7 separate regions of the Homo sapiens genome follow, and regions 1, 3, 4, 5, 6 and 7 are each linked to region 2. The links are chromatin loops, found by intact Hi-C in ENCODE. Cell type or tissue: PC-3. All regions are shown on one strand.

What was found. A loop is a pair of places that touch in the nucleus more often than their neighbours do. Peaks named below come from ENCODE experiments on the same cell type or tissue, not always from the same donor. Only the 100,000 strongest peaks of a DNase experiment are listed, where the experiment ranks them.
Region 1: a loop joins it to region 2, with 4 times the contacts of the local background. A loop is called at or near these places in 5 of 110 quality-filtered maps.
Region 3: a loop joins it to region 2, with 4 times the contacts of the local background. A loop is called at or near these places in 2 of 110 quality-filtered maps.
Region 4: a loop joins it to region 2, with 6 times the contacts of the local background. A loop is called at or near these places in 4 of 110 quality-filtered maps.
Region 5: a loop joins it to region 2, with 9 times the contacts of the local background. A loop is called at or near these places in 2 of 110 quality-filtered maps.
Region 6: a loop joins it to region 2, with 3 times the contacts of the local background. A loop is called at or near these places in 2 of 110 quality-filtered maps.
Region 7: a loop joins it to region 2, with 2.9 times the contacts of the local background. A loop is called at or near these places in 4 of 110 quality-filtered maps.

What each region holds. Positions count from the first base shown.
Region 1 is chr2:18,748,212-18,752,211 of GRCh38, reverse strand. The region is part of intron 4 of LOC105373456 (a long non-coding RNA gene); the gene reads right to left. Among named protein-coding and RNA genes, the nearest start is that of NT5C1B-RDH14, 160 kb to the right of the region's middle. In PC-3, a CTCF peak has its summit at 2,096; DNase peaks (open chromatin) are centred at 61 and 2,101; H3K27ac peaks cover 1,597 bases.
Region 2 is chr2:19,138,790-19,142,789 of GRCh38, reverse strand. No RefSeq gene overlaps it. Among named protein-coding and RNA genes, the nearest start is that of LINC01376, 110 kb to the right of the region's middle. In PC-3, no CTCF peak of the experiment used is centred here; a DNase peak (open chromatin) is centred at 1,809; H3K4me3 peaks cover 538 bases; H3K27ac peaks cover 2,068 bases.
Region 3 is chr2:19,361,517-19,365,516 of GRCh38, reverse strand. No RefSeq gene overlaps it. Among named protein-coding and RNA genes, the nearest start is that of OSR1, 4.9 kb to the right of the region's middle. RefSeq lists an enhancer at 1,412-2,213. In PC-3, a CTCF peak has its summit at 2,322 (motif pointing right); a DNase peak (open chromatin) is centred at 2,386; H3K4me3 peaks cover 2,020 bases; H3K27ac peaks cover 423 bases.
Region 4 is chr2:18,990,042-18,994,041 of GRCh38, reverse strand. All of the region lies in intron 3 of LINC01376 (long intergenic non-protein coding RNA 1376), which reads left to right. The region is part of intron 5 of LOC105373456 (a long non-coding RNA gene); the gene reads right to left. Among named protein-coding and RNA genes, the nearest start is that of LINC01376, 35 kb to the left of the region's middle. In PC-3, no CTCF peak of the experiment used is centred here; DNase peaks (open chromatin) are centred at 2,261, 2,321 and 2,721; H3K4me3 peaks cover 469 bases; H3K27ac peaks cover 1,727 bases.
Region 5 is chr2:18,518,935-18,522,934 of GRCh38, reverse strand. LOC105373454 (a long non-coding RNA gene) reads right to left here. Exons shown (of 8, transcript XR_001739302.1): 8 at 1-1,593. Among named protein-coding and RNA genes, the nearest start is that of RDH14, 40 kb to the left of the region's middle. In PC-3, CTCF peaks have their summits at 2,023 and 2,225 (motif pointing left); a DNase peak (open chromatin) is centred at 2,214; H3K27ac peaks cover 338 bases.
Region 6 is chr2:18,969,352-18,973,351 of GRCh38, reverse strand. The region is part of intron 5 of LOC105373456 (a long non-coding RNA gene); the gene reads right to left. Among named protein-coding and RNA genes, the nearest start is that of LINC01376, 56 kb to the left of the region's middle. In PC-3, no CTCF peak of the experiment used is centred here; DNase peaks (open chromatin) are centred at 1,511 and 2,241; H3K4me3 peaks cover 1,155 bases; H3K27ac peaks cover 2,378 bases.
Region 7 is chr2:19,348,053-19,352,052 of GRCh38, reverse strand. OSR1 (odd-skipped related transcription factor 1) reads left to right here. Exons shown (of 3, transcript NM_145260.3): 3 at 1-568. MIR4757 (microRNA 4757) reads right to left here and starts at 3,624; the gene lies at 3,548-3,624. RefSeq lists enhancers at 1,474-1,543, 3,867-3,996. In PC-3, CTCF peaks have their summits at 1,589 and 1,792 (motif pointing left); DNase peaks (open chromatin) are centred at 3,692 and 3,972; H3K4me3 peaks cover 656 bases; H3K27ac peaks cover 368 bases.

The sequences.
Region 1 (4,000 bases), 390 kb after region 2:
CTGTTTATTTGTGGTTCTTTTAAGCGATGTCCAGAGACCTACATTTCATGCTTGTTTGAAAGTGTGTACGTAACTGGGGAAGCTGTTAAGCAGCAGTTGGCCTTCACTCCAGTTATTTACTTATTTAGTTATATGTCAGCATGCAGTTTATTGAGTCATAATTCTTTTCAGTGCTCTATGGTGACCAGCATTTGAGGGCATCAGAAGAAAGTCTGTATCTCATATTTATAAATATTTACCAGGACATCATATTTGGATGCTTCTATTTCAATTATCACAGGATTTTCGTTTGCTTGTTCAAAAGGGCTTTCATTGGTAATATGAATTACAAAAGAGGAGGGATAAAAGAAAAAAGAAAAAATATATTTGTTTCAGAGGGAGGAAAAAAATAAATGTCATCCAAAACAAACTGAAGCAAATTCCTTAAAAGTGCTTAAAACTATTTTAAGATGTGCAGATTCTAAAAAGTGAGAAAAAACAATAATTCATAATTATTGCTTTTTACCACGAATATCTAACCTAATGTAGAAAAGTATAGTTTAATTGTGGGAGAAAAATCAAATTTTTGCTATTTTGCATTGTGTGCATTGGCAGCATAAAAAATTGTTCTTCAGGAAAAATAAAATTCTAAATCAAGGGAGAAGAAAGCAGAAAGCTAAATGAATGTAGGACCTCAAAGAAATGCTACGGTTGTTACTTTTCTAAGAACACTGTCAACTACAATCTACAAGCAACATTTTCTAACTTGTACAATGTTGTAGAAATGTGCAGGCGGGATAAGTCCCTCTAACTCCTTTTGCAATACCTACAAGAATTTCACTCAAAGATGAGGCATTTTCCTTTGGCTGCTTGAAGGTTTTTCTGTGCAATACAAGAAGGCAAAGGCAGGACGACTCAGCACACCCCATGCAGAAAGAAACGACTGGGTTAAGATTTGTGTTCTTACTCATCTCTCCTGTTCACCTTTGTTTACTGTAATTTGCAGAAAAGAGGGGGTACAAGAGAAGCTGAATGATGGGGGATACTCCTCTTTTCTGTCTACAAGAAAGCTGAGTTACACCTAGGAACCAGAGCTACCTCTTCTTGGTTTTTAGGAAAATAACCACTGAAGACAGAACTAAGGAAGAATCTGGAAAGGTGTGGTCACTTCCTTGGCTACATTCTAACACTCATTTTTATAACCATCACTAGCAATCAGTCTTAAGAGATAAAAGTTTATTTGGAAATTCAGTCAGCATGTTAACTGTGGTTGAAAGCAAATGACTCCCCCTTCTCTCATTTTGGCCAGAGATTTACACCCTTTCCAAGCCAGCCTGGTCTTATTTATGTAACTGCACGAGAGAGTGGCTTCAGGTTGCCTCTTAAAATAACAAACCTATTTGTGCCTTGTGGGGCTGGGCCCAGACAATTGAAGCAACTTAGACCAAAACAACTCAGGTAACCAGAAAGTAGGAACAGGCAGCTTCAAGAGGCTTTTACCAAGATGTCTCCCCTTTAAATAAGACAGCCTGGTCCTGAGTCTGATTACTTAGACCTCAGAGATACGTAGAATTCTAAGGGACCACCACATGGTCTGGGTTCTGAATTGTTTCAGGTGCTAAAGGCCTTGAAATATGGACACCATCTTAATACAAAGCGTCTGTTAAGTGACACAACAAACAGACAGAAATGCTTTTTCTGCTTATCCTGGTAGACATAGGCATTGTAAGTACACTTTGGTGTCAGTTTTTGCTCAAAAGTAACCCTCCCCAAATTCCAGATGTTACACTGTAATTAATGCACACACACATCCACCCATAGTCATATACATGATATGTATTAATACATTTCTGTTATATCAAGAGTTATCAACTATTCTTTGTTACCTTTCATAAACCCACATGAAATTTAGAAGGAGAATAATCAGTGCTGTGCATAATTTGCAAAGGAGCTTAGATGAGGTATCCTTGGCTTTTTTCTCAATTCCAATGTCAAATGTTAAGTAAATCGACATTTCAGAGAGGAGAATAAAATATATTTCAATTTCAGCTAGGATAATAATACCATCCCTTTCTATAAAAGAAGTCACAAAAACTTTCTTTCTCCACAGGCTGTTAAATGGCGCCCCCTTCCTGTCAGTGGTGAATCTAGTCAAGGAGAAATATATATATGCACACACACATATATATTTAAACTAGATACATAATAAACTAGAAACAAATAATAAACAAGAAATATATGTATATATATAAAGAATGCTAGAAGATGAAAGAGAGAGGTATCTCATCTTCTAGATTTCAAACTGTTAGAGTTTGAAATGAATACTGTAGAATCTCAAGTAGACCCTTTTTTAAACATACAAAATAAACTAAGATTCAAAGTGGGGAAAGGTCTTATCAATTTATTAAATTATTCAAACAATTTTTAAGCAGTAACTGTGTTAATCACTGGAGATAAAGAAGGGTCCTGATACCGAGGGAACTCAAAATCTCATAGCGGAGGCTATGGGACTAAACGTAAACCAATTATTCCAATACAGGCCAAAAAGTGCTATAGTTGAGATGTTTCTAAAGTGTTGTTATAGAAATACTAAGTTTGCCAGAGCAGTTTAACGAGAGCTATCTAACAAGTAAGTTAGACAAATCACTCACCTTTAACTAGATGGTTAAATGTTGACCGGGCATAAAAGGTGGAAAGAGAATTCTGGACAACTAAAATGGAATTTCAAATTCTTAAAGGTTTGGAAAACATGTTAGAATGAGGATCAAGTACTTCCGGGTGGCAGCTGTGTAAGATCCATATGAGTGAATAACAGAAGGAGCTGAGTCTTTCATGTAAGACTGCAGGGTTTCAACTTCAGAGTCATGGTGATCACAGTTCAGTATGCGCTGTTATAGCTCAGTGCTGTCCTTTTGTTCCATTCAATAATCAGATCAATTATATAAAAAAAGGTTATGAGAGGCCAATTCTATGTTAAGCCTTGGAGTGCAGAAAAAAGGCTTCAGAGGTATCTTTTCTCTACATAGCCACAATATGAAGGTGTTATAAATCCACAGCAAGAACAGGGCAGAAGGCAGGGTCCAACAACATGTTATATACAATGTATTATATAGGGTCTTCATAAAGAAATAGTGAAAGGACTATATAGGTCATCTGTTATGCAAATGGGAAAGGGAATATGAAAATACATATAAACCTAATTTTTTAACATAAGGAAACATGAGAAGGGTTAAAATAAACAAAATTTGTCACCTAGATAGCAGAGGAGCAGGAATGAAGGGGTGACACTCCTCTGAGTGTATAATTTTGTAGTTTGGACTTTGGGAAGCATAGTAGTATTCCACATAGTAAAAAATAAAATTAACAAAGATGGTAGGGAAAACCTCAAACTAAATGCAAAAGAAACAAATCCAATTGTATTTGAAATGAAGAAAATAATGTTCTCACTCATAAGTGGAAGTTGAACAATGAGAACACATGGACACAGGGAGGGGAACAATACACACCGGGGCCAGTCGGCGGCTGGGGTGAGAGGGGAGGGAGAGCTTAGGACAAATAGCTAATACATGCAGGGCTTAAAACCTAGATTGACGGGTTGATAGGTGCAGCAAACCATCATGGCACAAGTATACCTATGTAACAAACCTACATATTCTGCACTTGCATCCCGGAACTTAAGGTAAAATTTAAAAAAAAGAAAAAGAAAATAATCATACTGAAGAAAAAATAAAATGAATGCAAGCAACTATAGAAGACAGTATTGTTAATATATTACTTCAGTCTAGGAAATTGAACTAAAACAAATCTGCAACTCCCGAGTATGTTTTTAATATATAGTCATTTGGGTTCAGCAATTCTAAAACTAATTTTGCTATTGTAGAATAGAGTAAATGTGTTGATGTCATTGCGAGCCAAGACTCTCACTGTGGAAGAAGGATGACAGAAATATAGTAATGGAGGGAAAAAGGATATTAAGGGCATGACTGGTGCAATTGACAAAACGGAATATGCAATGCAGATG
Region 2 (4,000 bases):
ATCTTTAAGCCTTAATTCCAGAGAAGGGTGTGTGTGTGTGTGTGTGTGTGTGTGTGTGTGTGTGTGTGTGTGTGAAAAGCAGGATTAAAGAAAGGAGGAGGCCAAAAGTGAGCTGACCATGAGACATTATAGAGTTATGATTATGACGTTTGGAGATGAACTTTCTGGCAATCACAGAAGCAAGGAAAACCTGGTGAGCTTCATCAACAGAACAGAGAAAATGCACTCATTCCTCAACAGATACACATTTTCTGAAATGTAATTGTAAAAATAACTTGCAATCAGATATGGTTGCATTTATTCTTGACAATAGTTTTACAACAAATTTTGAGCAGTTTCCATACAGCATCTGTTTTACTGACCCCCTCAGAAAAGCCAAAGAGATGGCATCATAGTATATCTTTGTGAAAGGCATACTGCTGTGGGTAAGGTAATTGGTTCAAGAAGTCTTCTAGTGACACCAAAGAAGGTGTAAATGGATTCAGAATTTGGTATCACTGAGACACTTCCCTCAGACAGAGGCTTGTGTACACAGGAATCTAAGTCTATTTGCTACAACATATGTTTGACCCTAACATGAGTCTGACTTGTATCTTATTTCATAGAGTTAAAATTCTTGGGAATTTAAATGATTCAGCCAAACTTATTCAGTTTCAGAATTCTGAGATTCTGAAGATTGTATAATATGTGGCAAGTTCTTGGTTAGACATTTCAATAACTGAACTTTTTGTTCTAACACTGATATCCTTTAGGGCTCCAGTAGGAAAAATTTAGGACTGGAGGAAACTAACATGCATGCAACAGGAATTACTCAGTAGGTGGAATCAGTCCTGTTAGCCCTATCTGTGCAGCCTCCAGTGGAAGACCCCTGTTTCTGTGTAGCTCAAGGCTGCGCTCAAGTTGGAGAGAAGATGATATAGGAGCATAACCAGCAAGCTCGGTGGGCTTGCAGGGACCCTGGGGAGCTCCTGATGGGAGCCGGCTGCCTCCGCGCTTACACAGCTGTAAGGCTCTTCATGTTCTTGGGCTGGCCTAGCACATGTGTGGCTTCAAAATGTTCAAACCTCAGGCCTCAAATAATCTTTTGTTCTGTTTTCCTGCTTTGTATGTTTGACTCAGTAGCTTTGTTTATTTTCATAAAGTATTTCCTTTTGGTTTGTGTTTCTTGGCATGGCCCAGTTTGGGATTTTCTACATGCAATCTTCTTGGGACCCCTTGCCATTCATAATGCCACACCTCCAGGAGGTCTGCAAGCTTTCAGATGATTTCCACTTCCTAAGGCTTGGGAGAGCACTAAGGACCATGATGCCTTCTCTTTTTGTACCTGAGGGGTGAGGGCTGTAGGGAACACAACTGTGTAGGGTCTGGAGCTTCCTCATTTACAGTGCAAGAGATGTACTCAAGCCAAAGAAATCTCATATTCTCATCTTCCAGCTGAACTTTTTTATCACTGATATTGGCAGTACTGACTCTTTGAAATTACAAGTTTTTTGACCTTATCTTTGGGGTCCTGCAACTAGTGGGTTCTTTAAAAGAAAGCCAGGCAGAAAGATAAGCTCTCACCAGCAGCCCCAAGTCCCAGAGAAAGCCTCAGCCTTTCTTTACATAGATCTACCAGCTTTTTTTCCCTTCCCCTGAGGAAAGACATAAAACCCTTTCCCCAAGATTGTCAACATTCCAAAGCAACTAGTCCTGCAGGTTCCCTGTGTGCAAATGGCCATTGCCCTTCTCTGGAGCTGAGCTCCAGGGTGGAAGCTCTTGGCTCCCTGAGCATCCCCTTCAAAGAGGAAAATACCAGTGCCTCCTGAACCAACAATGAGATATGTTTGACTAGTGGTGATGAAATGTCTTCTATAAACACTCCCTACCTTACCCACCTCCCCTTTCTAGGACTGATTCACCACTGAAATATTCGTGTCACCCAAGTTCAAGTACATGAAACCAAACCCTTTGGTGTCAGTTGTTCTTAAGTGCTGTAGAAAGCCACACAAACTTCACTGGCTAGGGAGGTAATTAAGCCAAAGCCAGCTGCTGGCCTCCAACAGGCCTTCGAGAACTACAAATGAGACCTGGGCCTGGGGCTTTCTGGGTCAGATCAATAGTGCCTGCTGGGAATCCATGTTGCACAGTGAATTACCCCCAAAAGTTCCTGGCCTTGCCCAGCCAGAATACATACTTTCAGCACAAGAAGAGATAGGACCAAGGCACCAACTAATGTGATTTTTGTCTTCTACCATCAGCAGACTATGTAATCTCATTATCTCAGGACCCTCTCCCTCAGAGCTTGGGATCCGAAATGAAGTTTAATTTTAAATTCTTATGTGAGTACAAGGCTTTTTTTTTTTTTTTTTTTTGACAAAGTCTCGCTCTGTTGCCAGGCTGGAGTGCAGTGGCAGGATCTTGGCTCACGGCAACCTCCGCCTCCTGGGTTCAAGCGGGCAACCTCTGCCTCCTGGGTTCAAGCGATTCTCCTGCCTCAGCCTCCTGAGTAGCTGGGACTACAGGCACACACCACCACGCCCAGCTAATTTTTGTATTTTTAGTAAAGATGTGGTTTCACCATGTTGGACAGGATGGTCTTGATCTCCTGACATCGTGATCTGCCTGCCTCGGCCTCCCAAAGTGCTGGGATTATAAGCATGAACCACCTCACCCAGCCTGAGTACAGAGCTTTTTACATATATTTTTAGAATAAAAATGACTGTAATGGGACTAGACTAATTATTTCCTTAGGGGAAATATATACATATATATATATACGTATATATATATGTGTATATATATACGTATATATATATATGTGTGTGTATATATATATGTATACATATATATATATATGAAGCACCCAATTTTTCTATATATTACAGGGGGCATTTTCAGCAGGAAGAGTGCCAGTATAAATCAAAACTCCCCTGGTTATGGAGAACACTGAACCCAAGCAAATTCTCCTGGGAGTCCCTAGTCATTGGGAAAGACACTATCCCTGAAGCAGGAGGAGTGATGACCCCCTTTCACAAACCTTAAATTTTATTTTCCCCTGAACACTATGTTAGATAAATCTTTACCTTCTCAGGAAAGTCTGTAGAAGTTCAGGTTATTTATGATCTAGCTACAGTATATTGTTTTTATTATTATAGTACTGAATGCTGCTGCAACTATATGTATTGAGCTGTTATTCTACCACAGATGTTATGCAACATAGACACTTTTAGGTGTAAATAAGCAAATTGGCATTTTCCAAGCTAGCGTTTTGAACCCTATTCTCAGGATGTCAATTAGGGTAATATGAAACAAAAACTTGTTATGTATTAAAATTGTTAGTAACAGCTGATGACAAGAACTTTAAAAGGTTTCTTTACCTTAGAATCTTCAATAACTGAGTGTGCATTGCAAATCTCCACCAGGGAGCCTTAGTGTGCTATATTTTCCAAATTTATTCTACAAAGTAACTTTATTTTTTCTTTTTTCAGGACTATTAACAACTCCTGAAATACTAAGCTATAGAACACAGTTTAGCAAAGTGGGTTAAGAAGAATTTCCTGTGATATAACTAAGCTAATTCAGCCAGTGTAGTTTAGCCTAGAAGGGGCTAGAAGATTGATAGAAGAAATCCGTATTTTAAAAATAATATTATTTATGGCCACTAAATAGAACATTTTAAAAACAGTGTCTTAAAAGAATTAATTTGTATGGACTGTCTAAGTAGCAAACAAGCAAACAAACAAACAAACAAACAAACACACACTCTGGCTATAGAACACTATTTTACTGGGCTTAATGTTGCTTGTGTGTGGCCCATGTCACCTTATGCCCTTTGGATTAGAAATACTTGTGTGGCTGACCTGGGAGATGGATCATCGAATATAAATTTACATGTGTAAGAACATCTGCTCTGAATTGTAAGGAGCTCACTTACAATTTCACCTTGGAAATATGACTTATTTGTAAGATGGCACTACCTGTAATGGAAAGCTAAACTTCCTACATCATGGGTGTGTAA
Region 3 (4,000 bases), 220 kb before region 2:
CTGACAACTTAACTCTCCAATACCACACAGGCAGGATCTAGCTGACTGACCCGCCCTTGAGCTGAACTGGGGTATGTGCCCGGCCCTCCCTTTCCTCAGTGGGTGGCCCTTGTACCAGGTTGGCTAAGACTGAAATGCCCTATCCAGGCATCCTGCAGTGGCACTCCTGCTCCTAGTCACTTTGCTGCCTGTGCAGGACCCTGGGCACTGAGAACTAATCTCCTTTCCTATCTGTATGGATCTGGTAGCCTGGCACAGCTCCCATCAGCTGTCTTCTCTGAAAATTAAGAATGAACTATCCTGACTACGATACATGGCTTATTCCTCCTTAGATAATCTCCTGAAATGTTTGTTACAGAATGAAGTTTTGGCAAATGAAGTCATGATTCCAGAAACTCTCTATCTGGAATAGATAGATTATAATACTTTAGTTTTAAGTTTTCTCTCCATTTCTTTATTGTTGACATGTGATATGAAAACCAATACTTAAATATACTAAACCCGACCATTGGTCATTTTGAAGTGAAAATCATATGCTAATATATATTTTCTTTTTTGTTTTGTATCTACTTCAAGTGTTTCAGCAAATGCTTTTCTTTTCCATGGAAAGGTTCTCATGTAGGGAATTGGAGATATGACCAGCAAATTCATTTGCCTGGAGTCACCTAGGAAGAGAGTTATGGTGGGAACTGGCATTTCAAGTGTCCCCCCACTTCCAGCCTAGACCATGGAGGAAGAATATCTGTCTTTTGAGGGTGGCTAAAATAAGGGATTGTGGTTTTCCGCTGTGTGCAGAATCCCCACTACATTGTGATGTAACTCAGATGCACAAATATGACTCTATGACTCCTCCTCCTGAGTCTAACTTCCTAGAAATCAGAGAAGGAAAGATTTATTTGTATTTATTTATTTTTGCTGATGGGGTGGTCCCCTCCCAGTTCACTGTATTCCCTTTGTGGAACATTCTCAATTCCAATCTGTCATCCTTCCATCCCTCTCATCTCCCCAAAACTGATGCTTAAGTTTAAGTTGCACTTGGTAGAGGAACACCAGGTATTAAAGCCACATCCAGTAGGATGCCTTTCAAGTTCCCAGGAGCAATAGCATCCCTTCTAGTTGGGCCACCGCCTTGGGGGCTCAGCACCTCTTCAGGGTGACAGTCTGAAGCCAGGAAGCACCCCTGGTATAAACACTAAAGAGGCAGAAGCACCTGGCCTCCTTCTATTCAGTAGGTAATTCTACTCATCCATTAGGTGAGGCACAGCGCGGCTTTGCATCACTTAGGGAGGGTTGGTGAATGTAGTAATTCTTTGGAATGTCCAAGTTGGGTCCACTCCCTTTCCACCCCTCACTGCAAGCTCAGGATAGGGAAGTGGGAGGCCCTGCCTCAGAGGAGCAAAGTGAGTGATGGGCAGCAGGAGGACACAGCCTTCCTCTAAGAGCTTGGAGCAGGTAGGGAATCTGTCTTTCTCTCTGCCCTTTTCTTGCTTGTTTTCTCTGGGTATTTTGCTCCAATGAGTGGACCTGACACTTTAGGAACTCATTCTATGCAATGTGGCATAGTCCTCTGTAGACAGAGAATTAACCAAAGAGCTTGTTAATAGGTATATTCTTAGGATTTCTCTCTTCAGGTCTCTATCTGAATACCTAGAGCTATGATGACAAGGGAGGGTCCTGCTAGAATATTCTGTACGGAAATCCGAAAAAAAAAAAAAGGAAGCAGCAGAGGAACTGGAATCTAATGGTCTGGGAGGAAGGAGAGGATAGGAAACCTCACGTGTTTCAGGGAAATCGATTCACGGAAACAGACTCTCTCTCTTCTTCCCGCGCTTCTTCAGAAAGCCAGGATTTGGGATCCGAAGCAGGACGTGCAGACCTACGAGGGGCTGCGGACGGAGGCACCGGAGGGCACTTCTCACCTCCGGGTGTGCCGGGAGGGGCACGCGGACCGAGCTTGCAAATGCAGGATGGGGTCCCAGTAGATCTTTGCTCATCGTCTTCCCAGGACCAGAAGCGAACGGCGGCAGATAGTTGCTAGGAATTTCGGATTATTTAAAAACAAACAAACAAACAAACAAAAGCCCTCATCCATCTGAGAGCAAGGACGTCTGGTTTGGGGCAGGGAAACAGAAACCCCGTGGCGAGAAGAAATTCCTCCTCCGTTTGCTCTTTGGAAGGGTAAGCGTGTGCGTACTTTTAAATGAGTAGCAGCAAACTTCTAACTGAGAAAAGAAAAACTGAAGGACTAAAATACTCTTGGGCAAAGTGAAATAAGGATACTGTGGGTTTGCGAGTTTTCCAAGAAGGGGTCCCGAGATGTGGCTTGCTCGCCAGCAGGGGGCACGTTTTCTTTAGGATTGCGTCCCAGAATCTCGAAACCTCGCAGCCGGACTCTCTCCGAGTCCCATCGCCGGAAATCGCTCTGCAGATAATAACCCTCCGGTGTCTGGAAATGTTTAATTACCGCGAACTCTCCTTCCTCCAGCGCCACCCGCCGCCGGTGCAGCCCGGAAGGACCCAGCGCCGCGGGTGCAGTAGGTGGCTCTATCTGCAGGATTCCACCCTAACTATTCACAATTCCGTTCAAACTACTGTTCTCCAACATCCCCGGCTGATTAGACATTGCCTTGTTTCTAATGCACTTATTTACACCTTGGAAAAAGGAAAAGTTCATTAACCTTAGTACATAGATCTGGATGTGTCTAAAATAGTCTGACAACTCAAATTTGTGTAAAAAGTAAAAACCCATGCCGTCTTTTACATACATTTTACATTTGATCTTCACAACAGAAGACATCATCATTCCATTTTCCCGATGATCGTATGCCCATGCAATTCCATGCTAGTATTTATGCTTCATGTCACACATATTTTTACAAACCAAAGGTATATGTGTGTGTGTGTGTGTGTGTGTATGTATTGTTACATTTATTAAGGTGAAAGAGTTACATTTGTGTGCCCGTAAAGAACTTACCAAACGGGAACTGCCTGGAAAAACAGTTCACTTTCCCTTTCAGTTTTGATACTGTAACTTGTCTGTCGCTGTCACAACAAAAAACACCCGCTCTTGCGTTCACCTGGCATCTGTTCTCTTAAGGACCCTGGATTGCATTACGTTATCAGAGGTGTTATCTGAACAAATGTGCGCAGGAGTCCTGTTACCTACCTCCCGTGCTTAAAAATCCTTCCCACCCCCAAGCTGGATTTTGACCTGATTGACCGTAATGGTTCCAGAGGAACTATTGAGCCATTACTATCCATCATCTAAATGAATACAGAGGGACGCCTAAATCTCCAGGTTATTTGAAAGCCCTGTACATGCGTAAGGGGGTTTCTAACGAGCAGACCCCCAATTGTCTGCAAAGTAGTTACAGGAAGTAGTTGCGTTGGAAGCAAAAATTCGCAAGTGCTGAGCAAACTTCATTTGAAAAAATGAGGACTTTTTTTTTTTTTTTTAGGCTATGGGGTGCGGAGAGGTGGGGTTCATTTTTTTTTGAATCCAAAACAACTCAAAGCAATATAGACCACATTCTAGTTAATTTTCTGGAAGCTGCTCAATTTTCACTCCGAAGACAGGCTGGGGCGCTTTACCAAGGAGCAGGAATCGGGAGAGGGGCTGGGGTTTGGCGTGGAGACATGAGCAGCGGGCCGTCACCACCGCAGGCGTGCCCAGGAAAAGGCGGCAGCAGGGCTTGCTGCGGGACTGGGTTCAGTGCGGTCCACAGCCCGGAAGCCCGGGCAGACGGAGGGATCGCTCCCTTGACGGACCTCACATCGACTGGCGGGTTGTGGAGCGGAGCGCCGGACGGAGAGCTGGAGGCCTGGTCTCTACTGAGGGGACCCTTCTTCTAGGCTGCCCGGTCCCAGCCGAGTCTGGGACCACTCCGGCGCCCGCGGTTCCGCCCCGAAGGCAGTGAGCGAGAGAGCCAGAAAGAGTCGCGGCGGAGTTCGCGCCGGCTGGAGTCCGCAGGCTCCGAGCTAGCAGAAGCTGCAGCCGCGG
Region 4 (4,000 bases), 150 kb after region 2:
CTGATGTTTCAAGCTTGTTGAATTCTAACTCATCAAAATAGTTTGGGTTACCCCCTGTGCTACTTTACAAGGCACTTAGGCATTTTTTCATGGGGTTGGGAAATCATGTTTCATCAGTAATAAACAGGATCAACCCCCAAAGACTGAAGCTCAATTTCAAGCTCAGAACCCAGGAGGTCAGAGTGGATTCTATCACAGAAAATCACAAACTCCCTTTCCTCAGCAAAGCAAAACATATTCTGGGAGAAAGAGAGGAGGCTTAAAGTCAGGCACAGCAGTTTCTAATATTTTTCCACTTGACTTTTCTTAATTAGTGTTGACTAGCTTAATGAAGCAATTAAGGGGCTTATTTGCTTTTTAAAATCACATGTGAAATTTAAGAAACCTTGAAATAGAAGAAATATTTGTCCCCAAGATCTTACCCCACAAGGGATATCAGTTTGAATATTCTCCAACCACTAGAAAGTGAGAACAACCGACCCTGTTCTCCAAATGAGGCCCAAGCAAAACAGAAATCGCAGTAGCCGACTCTGCATGTAGAAATCCTCAGTAAGTGAATGGCTGCTTTTCAGATGTTATTTCTGAGACTTCCATGAAAACAACAATGATAATTAGCTTTTGATAATAAAGACATCTACCACTTATTGATTAATTATGAACTAACAATTGTGCTGCAGACACAATTAGATTATTTTAATATTTTCGTATATTATTTCAATTTAAATCTGTAAATTTTCCCTCCTCTTTTTACTAGAGTAAGAAAATAACGATTCACAGAGGGTGAATGGCATGGCCAGGGTCACACACCTGTCAGGACCTCGATTGAAACTTTTCTCATTCAGACACATGGTTTTCCCATGACATTTCACTTTCTTCCCTTGTGATAATTCTAAACCAGGGGAATTGTGGCTTAAGCACACCAAAGATCATTAAATAACTAAATTTGTGTGTGCATGTTTACACCTATATTTATATAAATAGCATATATAATAGTAAAAATTACATTATTTTAAATAATTATATCTAATTATCTGTATGACAAATAAGCCCCTAATAGATGGTATATTAATCATATGTTTATAGTTTTTTAAGTGATTTACATGTAATGATAAGCCTACATATCACAATTTGTAATTGATATAAACATAAATTGATAATAGTACAAATACATATACAATATATTAAATGTGATATGTATGTGACATATACGTGAGGCATACAAATCCATAATATGTAATACAGGCCATAATATAACATGACATATAAAACATATAATACATAATATTGTGATATATGTAATGTGTTTGTATAAAATACACAATACATGATATATAATACATGGAAATTATGTCTTTAATAATTGTGTATAATTACAGTATTATCAGAAATTTTGATAGAGGGTTAACGATTAGATTATTTTATATTTATTTTAATAAATATATCCTTAGAGGACATATTTATTTATTTTAATAACTATATCCTTAGAGGACAATATTCTATATTACAATATAACTCAATCAATAAATTTGATTATTAACTAATAATATTATGGAGTAATTAACTGGACTATCCAGAGTTTAATGTGTGCATCTGGCCATACACAAGTTCACATTTATTGCCTACCATGTGCTAGAAACAGTGCAAAGCACTTTACATATCACCTTTTTAAACCTTCCCACAAACCAGCAAGGTAGGTACCATTCACTGAAAAGAAATTGAGGCATATATCAGTTAAATATTCTTTTTTTTTTGTTTTTCCTTTAGGGGCACAGAGCTAGCAAAAGAGCCAGGAATCAACCCTTATTTTGTCTTATTCCAAATGATATAGTGTTTGTATTCTACCAAGTCAGATAAGTAGGTGGAGAAAAGACAAAGTGACAAAACACAGGAGGGACAAAGAGATTATGCCTTCATGCTTCCCTGCTCCTTGAAAATGTAGTATATGCCAAGTTTTCATTGATTCAGTGGGTAAGGCAAGGGACACTGGCCTGGTGCCAGTTCAACCACTCTTTCAGTCTCTTGTTTATTCAACAAGCTGTTCCACTGGGTCCTGGGGAAGAGGGAATTATTTGGGGTGGCAGCCCATGGCATATGTCCTGATGCAGCCCATGGCATATGTCCAAGCCCCTCCCAGTGTGACACTCTTGTGACCAGGGTCCATATGCTCATGGCACTCCCTTGGACTTGGCTATTTTTTTGTTGCCTCTGGGACTGCAGGCTAAATACTTGGCACTGAAAACATTGCCAGCAGCAGGACAGTTTGGGAGTACATCCCACATGGGCACTGAGTCAACAGTGCCAACAGGAGGAAAACATATGAGCCCGGGGAGATTTCTTAACTATCTGCCCAGTGGGGGAAATTGTTTATTTTCTACATATCTCCCAAAGAACCCATTTATGAGCTCCATTTGTGACTTCAAACAGGTAAGTTGGCAGAGACATGGCAGTGAAGATAAGATGATGACTAATTAATAGTCTTGCAACAGGTTTCAACACCCAGATCTACAACTACCATTATTTTTTTTCTTAACCACTAACATTTATTTTCAAATACAAACATGCTTCTAAGTATTTTTCTTAATACAGATAATAGTTTTATCTTGTTCCTGGCACGATTTCCTCTTCCCGATAGGGTTATAAATAGGGTATTCCATTTGGCAAGGGTCTTGTCCGTGGCATTGGAGAGACGATTCTATAGTTACTGTAACAAAACAGCACATAGTTGGCATATTTCTCCCCAAACTTTCCTAACATTTACACTGCCATCTGCATACTTTTCACTTGACTTCACTCTGAAAATTGACTGTTCCTCTGATACATACCAGAGACTTGGCTACTTGGACATTTGGAAAAAAAATAAAAGGAGCAAAACATGAAAAAGGAAGCATTCTTCCCATTTCTGATCCCAGGCATTCAATACTTGTAATAGTACAGTAGTTTGTAAGAGTGGTTTAAGGTAGCTTCCTTTAAGGTCAATTTTAATTTTAAGATTTTAGGATTCTGTGAATGAAGGGATAATTCATGAATATACTAATATCGATAACTGCTTTATTTTCCTGAGTTTATATGGCTAATTGCCTATATTCAAATATATATGTAGAAAAATGTGGGAGCAGTATGTGTGTGTAAGAAAACTCAAAAATGGGTCTTAAAAACACAATAAAGTTAAAATGGAAGATCCAGACCTAAAACCCTTTCCAAAGTTCTGCTCCCAACATTTCAAGTAAGTGTTAGATAATGCAAATTAGTTTTTAAGAGGATTAAGATGTTAGAACATAATATCTCTGGAAGTTCAAGGATTTCCATTGTTGTGAGACAAAAAATGCATAAGAATACAAATCTCCATAGTTTCGTCTTCCAGATAACCTGATAACCCCCACCAGTTGGGCTTCACTTTCTTTTCAGGTTTAAAAAAAGGAGGGGGAAGGTTTTGGTAATAGCTGCAGGAGTTATTGATGAATTGAGGATTCTCCAAAATGAGACTTTTAGAGAGATAGAATACACATAGCCCTTGCCTGAAGAACTGGATAAATCCACCCTGTCTTCATCAAACATGGTTAGCCCAGGCATCATTTGAATGAATGCGAAGGGAAAACTAACTTCTCGATGTTTTTTCTTGAAACTCTGCCTGTGCATTTGCTCATGTCATATGAGCACATAGAAGAGAAGCCAGGTCACTGAGTGAATATTGGCCCATAACACATTTTATGGAAGGCTATTTGGTGCCTAGTCACCCCCAGAATGTCTTCATATGAGGATTTACTGAGCCAAAAACAATTTAAGATTTATTTGAGAAGTCACCCAAGTGATGAGTCCATTTGTGGATACAAAGATATTAGTGATTAGAATGGTTGCATTGGAGATGAGAAGTTTCATTGCTGTTGCTGCTGTTGTTTTATTCTTTTTCTATGCTCTTATGCAAAATACTGTAGGAAAATAATTTTTTAACCAAGTTTAATGTGAGATTTTACTTGTGATTTTGATATTTTGATCCCAAGCC
Region 5 (4,000 bases), 620 kb after region 2:
TGGACTCCAGAATAAGATCATGCTGCACATTCACCTAAAATATATTGCAGGAATTCTGCAGCCAAATATCCTTGACATGAATACAGAAACAACAGAAATACAACAAGCAGATGACTGAGAATTGGACCCACTGGTGGGGATTTGGAGGTGGCAGAGTGCAGCCTGTGGAGTGTTTGGCCCTGAGGGTCACATCATTCTGAGGACAGGGCAGAGCTGCAGGTGAGCACTTAGTGAGGGTCAGAGGTAGCATGCAAACATGAGCTTTGGACTCATTAACTCAAGTAAGAAACAGCACTGGGGGAAATAAAGGCTGACCCATCAACAGAGGAATTATATTCAACTCTGGCGAGAACCACGCCAACAGTCCAAGCAATTTAAGAGATGTACTTAACTAGTGTGAGGAGGAGTCCTCTAATTTCTGTCTCCAAATTGGATAGCATGGACTCTTTACATTTATTCAGCACACTGCAGTGTGTGAAGCCCTTTCACATAACATTACTCATGAGTTGTCACAAACAGCTCTGTGAAGCAAGGAGAGCTAGGGGAGTACAATCCCCATTTTAGGAAACTGAAGCCATGAGTTCCATGAGGAGGTCTCAACTCAGGCCAGCTCTCCCTCTGGCTCCACTGTAACCTTGTGGTTTTATTGATGGGGGCTTTCCTTGAGGAAGAGGATGCAGGAGTTGATCTGGCTCATCAGTCTGTCCCCCTGTGGAGGTAGAGGCCTGCGCTAGAGAATATTGTTATGGTCCTTCATCCTGTAAGGTACCATCCACACGTACTATTTCCAAAGTGACTGAATTTGCTTAATCCAAAGTGGTTAAGTAGAATGACAAACAGAGATGGGGTGTTAAAATTAGGGTTAACTGACAAGATTAAGAACGTCCTATACTGCTAGATTTATTTTCCTCCTTTCCTGGTCTTTTAAATGGGCCTAAAATATATAAAAGTGGATACAGAGATACAAATTGGTAGCTCTAGGGCCAGAAGATGTTTAAACTAGTGTTTTAAAAAGCAATAGTTTGAACATCAAATTCAAGTCATGTACCTTCCAGTTTGACAAGGTTTGTACCATTCCCTATTGTCTTATATCAGACCCACTTTTATTCCTTCAGTCAGTCAACAACAACTATTTACTCTACGCCTGTTCTGAGCCGGGCGTTCCCCCATAACTACATTTTCATTACCTGCCTGGGCCCACAGACACTTGAATAACTGGTCTCCACCCTAGACCACAATCGAGGGGAGCTCATGTTTGACGAATGCTCCTTTATTCCTCTGAGCGTAACCTCCGTACCTGAAGTTTACATCACCTCGAAGCTAGGGTGTTGTAACTAATGTTCACCCTGGGTCTTCAGAGATTGGTTTTTCCAAAGACTCTGCTGCTTTTCCTTTTAAAATCCCAGAGCCAGAGGCAAATGGTAGGCATTCCTCTCCCCAGAGCCCAAATAGGTGGCTGAAACCTGGAAACTTTCAGGGACTTGCCAAAGGCCCCAAAGGTAGCAGGGAGGCCTCCCGGAACGACTGGTCCTCTTGATTCCAAGCCCAGAGGTAGATCTCCTGTCCTTGAGGGGCTTTGGTTTCAGACCCTGCCTGAGAGAACAAAAGAGACTTCAGTTGTCACATCGACACAGCCCCGAGCTGCTCTATTTTCTAACTTGGCTGGCTTTCCCCGTGTGCTGTTTCACATCAGATACCTCCTCCCCCCACTTTCCTTCAGATGATTGGTTGAAATTAAATATCCTGAAATTACATTGAAGGGGGGGGGCGCTAATACAAAATTTTAATCAAAATACAAGCTTAACAGTTCCCAGCCTTTGAAATGTGAAGCAGACACTGGGTCCGCAGGGATGCCCCGACATGTTCTCAGGTGTGAAGTTAGCCAAGGAAGGGGCCCATTCTCTGAACATGAGAATTGCAAGTAAACCAGCACATTGCAAACTCAGGATTTCCAAATGAGGCAGGGCCTTCTCTCCCTTTCCACAGCGTGCATGGGCAGGCTGGCCCAGAGGGAAGTTCTCACTGAAGACACTGGAGGAGAAAGGGTCCCTCGTGAAAGGGTCTGGGGGTTCTCCCTGCCCCACCTGGCTTTGATCCATAGGTATGCCATCCAGGGCCTGAAAGCTCAGGAAGGAAAGGACTGGATAAAGGAGCTTGCAGGGGAGGCAAAACCCCTGATATAGCAAGAGCCACTCTGATGGAATGAGGCAGACATCGGGCGCCCTCTGGTGGCACATGCCCCACCAGACAACACGGAGGCTTTCTCCCTGGATTAACTCTATAAATAGAAGGATGATTTATTAAACAGATTTGAGGCTCATTTGAAGCACTGGGCCATGATTGCTTCGGGGCTCAAATAAGGAGGTGCTTAGGACCCTGCCTCTTATGCAAACACCTGGACTCACTTAGCAAGTCACTAGCATGATCTACATTACAAGTGCATCGGACACTGTTGGCTCAGCCGTTCCCAGCCAGGAGATGCCAAATTCCTCATATATAAAAGGAGCTTTAGTAACTCAAGCAAAATAAGCACACTTTTCCCCCCACTGCCTTCCCAGAGACCTAGGCGGCAGAGTTTCTGTGAGGATACACAATACCTTGTTACAAACCATGTAATGTTTTAAAAAGTATCTATCTGACAGCCTTGGCTAAAGCCAGATCTTCTATCTCGATTACTTCAATATGTCACATCCATATCGCACCACAGCGTCCAAGCTTTCGGAGCCAAAGCCTCTCTGTCTTGTCCAACCTTCCCATCTGGAAGCAATGAGCTTAATATTCTGGCTCTCCCCCCGTAAAAGCTATGTCACAAAAAAAGTAGCAGCCTGTGAACTGCTTTAGCCCCCCAAGACACACCAGAGCTCCTCATTCTCTGCAGGCTCTGTTCAGTCACATTTTAAGGCCCTCCCCTGCTCCTCCCCTCCCTTGCTGCCCCTGTCTTCCAAACAGCCTGAGATGCTCAGCGCAGTACCAGGAGGACAGGAGTGAACTGACAATCATTTATACTTTAATCCTCCTTTACGACATTTTGAGGGATGCAGCTTAAAATATCATGGAGGCTGACAGACTCCCTCTGGAAAAATGTGTCTGCTAGAGAAGAAGCATTGCCTTACAAGGACCCTACTGTTTCTGGTGACCCATCAGAGACCCAGCTTTGAAGCCTGTCTTGTACCACGTCTCCCACTCACCTTACCTTCTCCAACACTGCCGGAAAGTTTCAGTTCATGGTGACAATGACCTTCCCTATTGCATGTGCCTTAGTCATTCATTGATTCACTTACTCATCCAATTTGGATTGACTACATGGCATGTCCCTTTCCATGTTCTCTGTTTCACTGCAATGTCAAATGAGTCCCTGGCTCCCAGGAGCCTGAGTCTGTGAGGGAGACCAACCCCACTCCAGAACCATCAGATGAGTGTTCCTCAAAGCATGTTTCATGGGTCACTGCTGCGTGGGAACCTTTTGGGTGCCTGTGAAGCGTGCCTACGTCGTGGCCCTTGCCCAGGCCTCCCAAAAGAGGATCACTGGACGCCAGGCTTAAGAATGTGCATGTTTAATAAAATTCTCCAATAAGTAATTTCTACACACATTAAAATCAAGAAACCCACCGAGTTAGGTCAGATGAAGCAGCAAATGATGTTGCGCAAAATGCGAAAAGAGACCGTGGGTACGGAAGACAGAACTTGGGCTTTGCCTGGAAATGATATAATGCCGCTGCTCGGTCCCAAGTCCCTAGGTTTTGGAAGATTGGTGTGAGTGGAAGTCACCCTCCAGCGGAGCACCTAGGACTTTGGCTCCTTGACTGTTCTCCTTCGCCTGGAAGCTTCTGGGGGCAGAGGCCAGCTTTCCTGTGTTGAGTTCTTGGGAAGGGCCTCTGTGTCCTGGAAGGGACTTGAAAGAGCAGCTCATCTAAGCTCTTCAGTTTGTAGGAAACACATCTAGCTGACCAAGGGAAAGTAGGCTGTTCGAGGTCACACAGTCACTCAAAACAAATTTATT
Region 6 (4,000 bases), 170 kb after region 2:
AACAACCAAAACCTCGCAAATCGTGGGAATCCAGAAAGGAAGCACTGACACTGAAATCAATCTCCTGACTAACAAACACATAAAGAGCTGATGAATGTCATTAGTGATTAGGGGAATACTAATCAAGACCACACTGAGGTATTATTTAACAAACAGATACATTTTGCAATTGGCACGTGTTTTAAAAGTCTGATATTGCCAAGTGTTTGAAAGGATAAATTGGAGGAAGATTTTAAACTTTGCTAATGGGATTGTAAAACTGGTGCAACTACTTTGGAAAACAGCTTTACGTGACCTTTTAAATTTGAACATTTATATATCTTATGGCACAACAAATACACTCTTAGATATGAACCCAACAACACTTGCACATACACGAGAGGGAATATGTGCGTGAATGTTCATGACAGCCTTATTTTTAACAGTTAAAGCCTAGGTACTCATCAACAGAAGAATTCACAAGGTCTCAGCAAAGGACTTTCACACAACAATCCAAACAAATGAAGGATAGCAATTGACAATATGGATTCACCTTAGTAATATAATATTAAGATATTAAGCAGAAGCTAAATAAGTCACTAATTTTTTCTTGTAGCATGGCATGATACATTTCTGTGAAGTTAAAAGCTATTGAACTAAATAAAGAACATATAGAGATGCAGTAAAAATATATAGAATTTTAAAGAATATATAGAGATGTAATAAAAATATAGCAAGAAAATGATGAACACAGGATTTAGAAAGCTAATTTCTTAGTATGTAGGAAAGCAATTTCAAGATCCAATTGAGCTGTGTTTCACAAGGGTGGCAGTTCATTTATTCCTTTATTCAGTCAACAAATAGTATTAAATATTTATATATTAAATGCTGTTAAATGATAAAAAGTATTAAGCACCGATTAGGTGTAAAGCACTGGGATAAGTATAAGGGTAGTAATGGAACAGACAAACATGACTTTTAACCTTCAAAAGGCTGTATTACAATGGGAGAAAGGTCCGGAGAAGACTAGGATTCAAAAAGTGTTTCTATCTTAATGAGGACAATAACATTCATCTTTGGAAATGGAAAGAAAGAGTCTTCCTAAATTTCTTCCTGTGTGTAATTGTAAGTTCAGCAGGACTTCTGTAAAACAAATCCAAGTTGATAATAAATAACAAATTCATAGATACCTGAGCATAGCATACCAAACCAACGCTCAGAAGATATATTTATAGAAAATATAAAGACATTGGTAACTACTTCACACCACTTACACATGGCTCCTCTTCCAGCACCATGAAATTGATTATTTTAATTGATGAATTTATTAATAAACACAGACTGAATCCCAACTATACATAAGTCCCTGTGCTTGAATTTGAATGGTCTTAAACAGTTGTTACTCAAACTTTAACAATATGCCCCAGCAGCAATGACTACAGAAGAGATTTGGTCTCAAATAGTACAGATTTGTGAGTTCATATGAAGCTATACAGCTGGCAAGGTTGACACAAGATATTTTCCTAATGACTCATGAAGGTGACAGGTTTGCATAAAGCATGACTCCTTGCAATTTATTTGGGAGAGTTGCTGATTGCTGCATGCTAAAAGCTCAAAATTCTAACTCTGGTTAATGAAAAGGTTAGAGCTGCTGAGTCTGACATGAAAGACCTGTGAACTACCCAGGCTAGGGGCATCCTCACTTTTTCCTGTGCACAACTCTGATTACTCTGTAGTTAGTCCTCACAACTTTCCCTTTGAACCTTACTCTCTTACCTACATAACTTCATTGTCACTAATTCCTGATATCTTTCTCACAAGTTTTCATCTTGATTTGACTTTACTTTCTGCTCACAGAAAAGAAACAGGTTAACTTCTTCTATTTCTTTGTTTGTTTTTATAAACTAACTATTGGATGAGACCAGCTTAATGCATCCCCCAACAATCTGTTCGCTAGGACCCACAAAGTAGGACTTAAGTTTATTGTTGAAATTACTGGTAAATTGGATTCCATGCTCCTATTGAGGGACTGCATCAAAGTGGGCACTACTAATTCAATTATCTGCTAATCCGAACAGAGGACCAGACCGAGAGCTGGAACCATGATAATAGGGCTTCCACGTTCTTCTGCAGAACAGCCTCAGGGAACTGTCCACACTGCCCAGGATGCCACCTCAGGGTGAAACATCCAAGATTTGCTAGTTAGTGAGGGACACTCATCAGTAAGAAGCTTTCTTTCTAATTTTAACCAGTTGTCAGTACATAAGACAGGAGGGAATCAGAACCTAACTGTGGCTGTAAGAATGGATGTTGTGCAGAAACCACGTGACTGGGAGAGTGAATCCCTCTATCAGGCAGGAAAAAATAATGCTCAAAAGGGAAGAGCCAAGGACTATTGGTCCACACTGTGAAAGAAGCAGTTTGTTTGTTTTGTGGGTGCGCTTTTCCCTCTGTAAACATGTTCTGAGGCCAAGTGATTGGTAAATGTTTTATAAACTGGAAGTATAAACACAGACATTCTCTTCCAAAAATGGATCTCTAGGACTTCCCTAGGGAACTCGCTCTTGTTTGTTCTAAATTCTGAACCTGGTTTTAATGAAAATGTTACACGTCTAATATTTGAGGTGGTAATCCTGACATCAAAGAGAAGAAATGTTGAAAAGGTTTTGAGACACCCTACCAAAAGCCATTTCTGCTTCTGTGAAGGACACTTAAATTACATGCCTTAATAAAGGAAGAAAAGAGACGAGTGTGTGTGTGTGTGTGTGTGTGTGTGTGTGTGTGTGTATGTGTGTGTGTGTGTTGGGGTGGGGAGAGCTGGTACTTTGAAGAGCATTCTCCTTTAACCACATGTTCTGAGGCCTCTGCTCATGCCAAGTGACAGTTCAGTTTTCAAAGTCATTGAAGTCATTGTTATGTGGTTCTATTTTTTTTCTCATGACACCTTTCCTCTAACCTGGTCATGAGTTGGTTTGAAAGAGCTATTTTGATAGAGCCCGGAAATATTAATAAAACATCTATACATTGAGTGTGTTGAATGCTTCACCAAATGGTGGACTTCTAAATAAATGGTCTCTCTGCAAATAAGATGGTTCTTCCCCTACCAATCTGCAGAGGACTGGCCTAGAATTTGGCTCCTAATACATCTGTTCTCAGTTCAAGAGCCCCTACTCTGCCCTCCTAAATGATATTATTCAGCTGGATAAGAAAATTACAATATTTAAACTGTCCTGGAAGAAGAACAATATGTTTGGGGAGAGCATGTAGTGTGTACTGCCAAGGGAATGTACTCAAGTGTTCAGAGACAATCCTTCCTTACACATCTTTCCAGAAGAGAGAGGGCAGAGACTCTACAGCCTCTTACGTAAACCTTGCCCTGTGCAAGGGTCCCCTGGGGTTTCCCTAGAGGGTCGTATTTGTGGAGAATGTCTATTTTTGGTTTATGAAACACATCCTTTGTCATTTGGCTTTGGATCATATGTACATATTGGGGGATCTCTGAGAACACACACAGCGTCTTGATAGTTTCTGTGCTTTTCAGTCAATTGGTGTTTAACTGCAGGCATCATCTCACCTCTGAGTTTTACATTTACTGAATCTGATATTGTGAACAATATATGTTTCCTGATTTCTCCCCCTCCCCTTCTTCTCCCTCCCAATTCAAATCAACACAGTGGAATTACCAAACTAAAGAAAAGAGGTTGGTCACTAGTCTTACCCTATAAGGAACCACCAACTAAAAGCTGAAATACAATTATCTCTTTTTCTCACTCTCACTACTCATAAAAAGATTAGGATATTTTTCCACTTTTCTCACTTATACCAGTGCTAGATTTGCAGTCTTCTCTTCCCGCCTTTCCTCTGGTGTCCTCTTCATTGAACTTAAACTCCATATTGATGACCACCCCTGCCCCCAACCCATTTATCCTCAGCCTCCTTAAATCTAGTGTATTTCAGCCAACTTCAAGCACAGCCACCCTTTGACTTTCATCAGTGAGTAAACACATGTCTACTTGTGAAA
Region 7 (4,000 bases), 210 kb before region 2:
GCCAAAAGGCGGTACTCACGTGGCGGAAGGGAAACTGCATTAAAAAAAGAACGAAAGCTCCGCGGAGCCGCAGCGGCGCCTCTCCCAGAAGTATTACTTTTTCTATTGTTATTTTATACGTTTTCTTTTTTATTTTTGTCTTTGACCATATAAGCTTGTAACTCTGACTGCGGAGAGTGAGTGGAGAGAGGAGAGGCAACGAAGTCCTTAGCACTGGCAGCTCCCACCTCCTCCTCCCGCCCCTGCCCCCACCCCCGGAGCCTGCAAAAGTGTAATCCCTGTATCTGCTTCAGCCTCCTGCCCTAGGGACCGCGGGGCAGCCCCCTCCCAGCTCTTGCAGCTCAGCTGGCGGCCGTGGGCTCCGGGACTAGGAGAGCGGGACGGGGACCTCGGGCCTGGGGTCTGCAGGGGGCCCGGCCTCCGCTGCCGCGACACTGCGAGGGAGCAGCCAGCCAAGAGCCGGGCGTTATATTGCGATTGGCACTTTATGCTGACCATCGGTAACGGACATTTATCACTGGAGTTTTTTTTTTTTTTAACTATTAAATAAACGGTTATTTTACAGGCATTGCAGGATGGGTAATTTCCCTCCTAAACGCAGGAAACCGGTTGGGTCCTCTCTTTGAGAGGACCAGGTTTCTCTGCTGGACGCCAGCGTGTCCCCCTCCTACCACCCCGTCTTATTAGGATGACAGGGCTGAGATGTGTGGAGCAACGTCCTCTCTCCCGGTTAGGTCTGCCTCCGCCCCACCATGTATTGATTTTCCTACTTTTCTCCTCCGCCTCAGGGATAGGGTCTCAGCCTTCCCACTCCTCACCGCTAAAGTGCTGTGAGTTTACGAAGAACCTAAGCCTGAAGGCAGAAAACCGCCCGTGAGAAATCCCAGAGTCTCTGGGTGCTGAGACAGCGTCTCTGGGTGCTGAGATCGCTTAGGGTGCAAGAAGAGAAGAGAATGTCTTTCCCCACCCTAACCGAAGGCCTCCCTCCTGGCCTCTGGCTTTGGGGTGGGAAGGACCCGCCCTCACAGAGCCTCAGAGCTGTAATATTTCCCGTTCCCCGGGTCTCAACACTCGGGTGCAAATACACAATGACCGCTGCCTCCCCGGAACCCCAAACCAACATCACTCCCTCCCTTAGGGTCCCTCAGACACAATTCTCTGCTTGGGACTTGTCCCCTCCTAGGATCGAGGCTCTGCACCCGCGAAGATTCCCTACAATTTTAAAGCCTTGTCAGGAATGGTGGGGGCGGGCGCCCTGGGAGGCCCGGGACGCTTAGGAGGAAAAATTCGAGTCCGCCTTCCATAAGCTGAACCTTCCCTGGGGTGTCTAGTTTTCCCACAGTTAGAAGCCAGGCCGCCGGGGCTCTTCTCCTTGGGGCAAGGCGGGGCTCCCCCCAGCTCCAGCGCCCTGACCGCGGGACCGCGCAGGCGGTGGCGCCCGCGGCCTTTCCCAAGCGCAGGATGGCCTCTCCAGCTTCAGCGCCCGGAGCGCGGCGGCCGCGGATGACAACTGGACTATAAGCTTCCCTGCTGCAGGCACCAAAAATCCCAGCCTCAAGCCGGGCCCTGCTGGCTGAGAAAGCGGCAGGGGATGCAGAAGTTAAAACGCTCTGGGCTTTCACCACCCCATCCCCACCTCCTCCGGGAACGCTCCTGAGTCCTGTGCGGGCTAGAACTTCGAGGCCCGGGAACCCAACTGGGCACTGGAGGCTGGCCCTGCCGGCGCGGACCAGCCCTGGCCTCCACGCTCAGAGCCACGCTGCCCCCTGCTGGCCAGCCCTGGAGGGGCGGCCCAGGACTTGGCACCTCAAGGGGTCTTGCCCGCAACCTCGCGAAACCACCAAGCATCTATGTGTTTGGTCCCAAAATCTTGACTGGCCCCAGGACCCACTGTGGATGAGGGGCAGGGCGCTGCTGAGTCTGGTCTGGTCTGAGGGATCTTCATTAGTTGGGCACTATCCCAATCCTTCTTCCAAGCAGTTCACAAGGTCGCGCGCGGCCCAGGATTATGCCCCCATTCCTGAGAACTGGGGCCTCTGAGTGCGTGGAAGTGGGGCTAGCCAGTAGGTTTGCGGGTGGTGTAGACGGTCTGCGCCCAAGCGGCGCACGCAGGTTGTGGTGTGGTTTGTGCCTGACCATAGCTTGTACTAGGGTCAACTGCAGAATCTTCCTTGGTTTCTTTATGAAGCCCCAGGAGGCTGCGGGCCATGGTTGCTCCAAAACAACCAGAGTGCATGGGTGAACACACACACACACAGGGTGCCCTTCCTAGTCCCTTGGCTCTTTCTGGGATGCTATCCTTGGGGTTGTCTATGGCTGCTCTTCCCTAGCCCCTGACATCCCTCCACCTCCCAGAACACATCATTCCACCTCCCTGAAGATCGAGCCTCTGCAGTTCCCGGGGCCTCAGGAAGCTACAAATGCGGTGAAATGGGGAGGTTTGCCAGCCACGTTAATCCTTTTTGGGTCACCCCACCTCCAGCACTGTGAAAACCCACCCAGTCCAAGGTCTGCAACTGAATGTCAGTATCAAGTGTGCATCCTCAAAATAACAGATTTCCAGTGCAGAATTTTAAATTGGGGATGGGGAATGGAGGGTGGGACAGGATGATGCGCAGCAACTCCCTGGCCCTCTCAGAATGCCCCTATTTGCTCTACTGATGTTTGCTGTTATCCCGGTGGACTCAGAGATCACGTCTCCCTGCAGCTTGTTCTAGTGATTCATAGACTGTGCAGAAACAGTAACTACAGGTGGAAAGGCCGGCTGGGCCTGTGGGCCATCCGACCCTATCCAGGCTACAATTCCCAGGTGATGTGGTTGGTTGATGTGGTTGGAAACTAGTGCCCCAGTTTCCTGCTCATACTCAGTGTGGGTTGCACAAAAAGTGCAATTGAGAGGGTCAGAAATGTTGGGTGGGTTTCCTTGCCTGCCCCAATTTTTCCCCCAATGCATCTCTAGAAAGTCCCAGCTCTTGTCTCCTCTCCAGACCCCCATCACAATAAGCTTCGCTGGTCCCAGTGACTGTGTGGCGCTCAGCGTTGCTGGGGCTATTTTTCAGGAGAAAAAGAGGCCGATGGTGCTGGCCAGGTGGAGTTCAGCTGGGGCCCTTCTCAAAGCTGCTAGGCCTGAAGTTTTTGTGTACGGCTGGGGAAGCTATCTGGCCTAGGACAGCCTCTTGGGCAGGGAGGGCGGAAGGTGCCAGAGACCCTGGGCACAGCCCGGAACTGCCAGATGCTGTCTCCGGTAAGATATCAGGTGCTTCCAGGGAAAAGAACAGCTTGCAGGAGCTTCTTCCTGGGAGAGAGTGTTTCAGGTTCTACCCCCTATTTCCAGAGTGTAGTTAGGGGTTAGGGACCCACTAAAAAATGTTTTCCCGCGTACTTCCTTGCCGCGGAATTCACTGCTCACATTGTGGGGAGGGACGCAATGTGATGCTCTGGGACTCCCTGACGTGACCTCAGCTCCCAGAACCTGAGGACCTGATATCCTAAATCCCCTAGAATCTTGGTGTCCCCATAGCCGGCTCAAAAGAGTCCCGTCCCACCTCTCAGAGCGCGAAGCCTCTGTGACGTCATGGTCTCCTCCCGCAGACACCGTGACGTCACAGAGGCCTCGGGCTGGAACACAAGGCTTGAATGAGGTCCACAGAGGCATTCCATTACGTAACTTCGTGACGTCACAGATGGGCCCCGCCTCGGGCTAACATATCCACACCTCTCAGCCCCGCCCCGCCCCGCCCCGCGAATCGGCCCAGGCAGGCGCCACGAATCGGTTCGTCTCCACTAACACGATCCGCAGACCCGAAGCGTTGGCAGCTGTCCTGAGTGAAGGGCGGTGCCCTGCAGCGTCCTCTTCTTGAATCAGTGGTTTAGAGTGGTCTCCCTGCCCGCGGGGTTTCAGGGCAGCAGTTGCCGCGGCGTACTCATCCCACCCACTTCTGCGCCCACTATGGCCGCGCCCACTGCGGCCCCGCCCTCCTCTCCCACTGCGCAAGCGCCA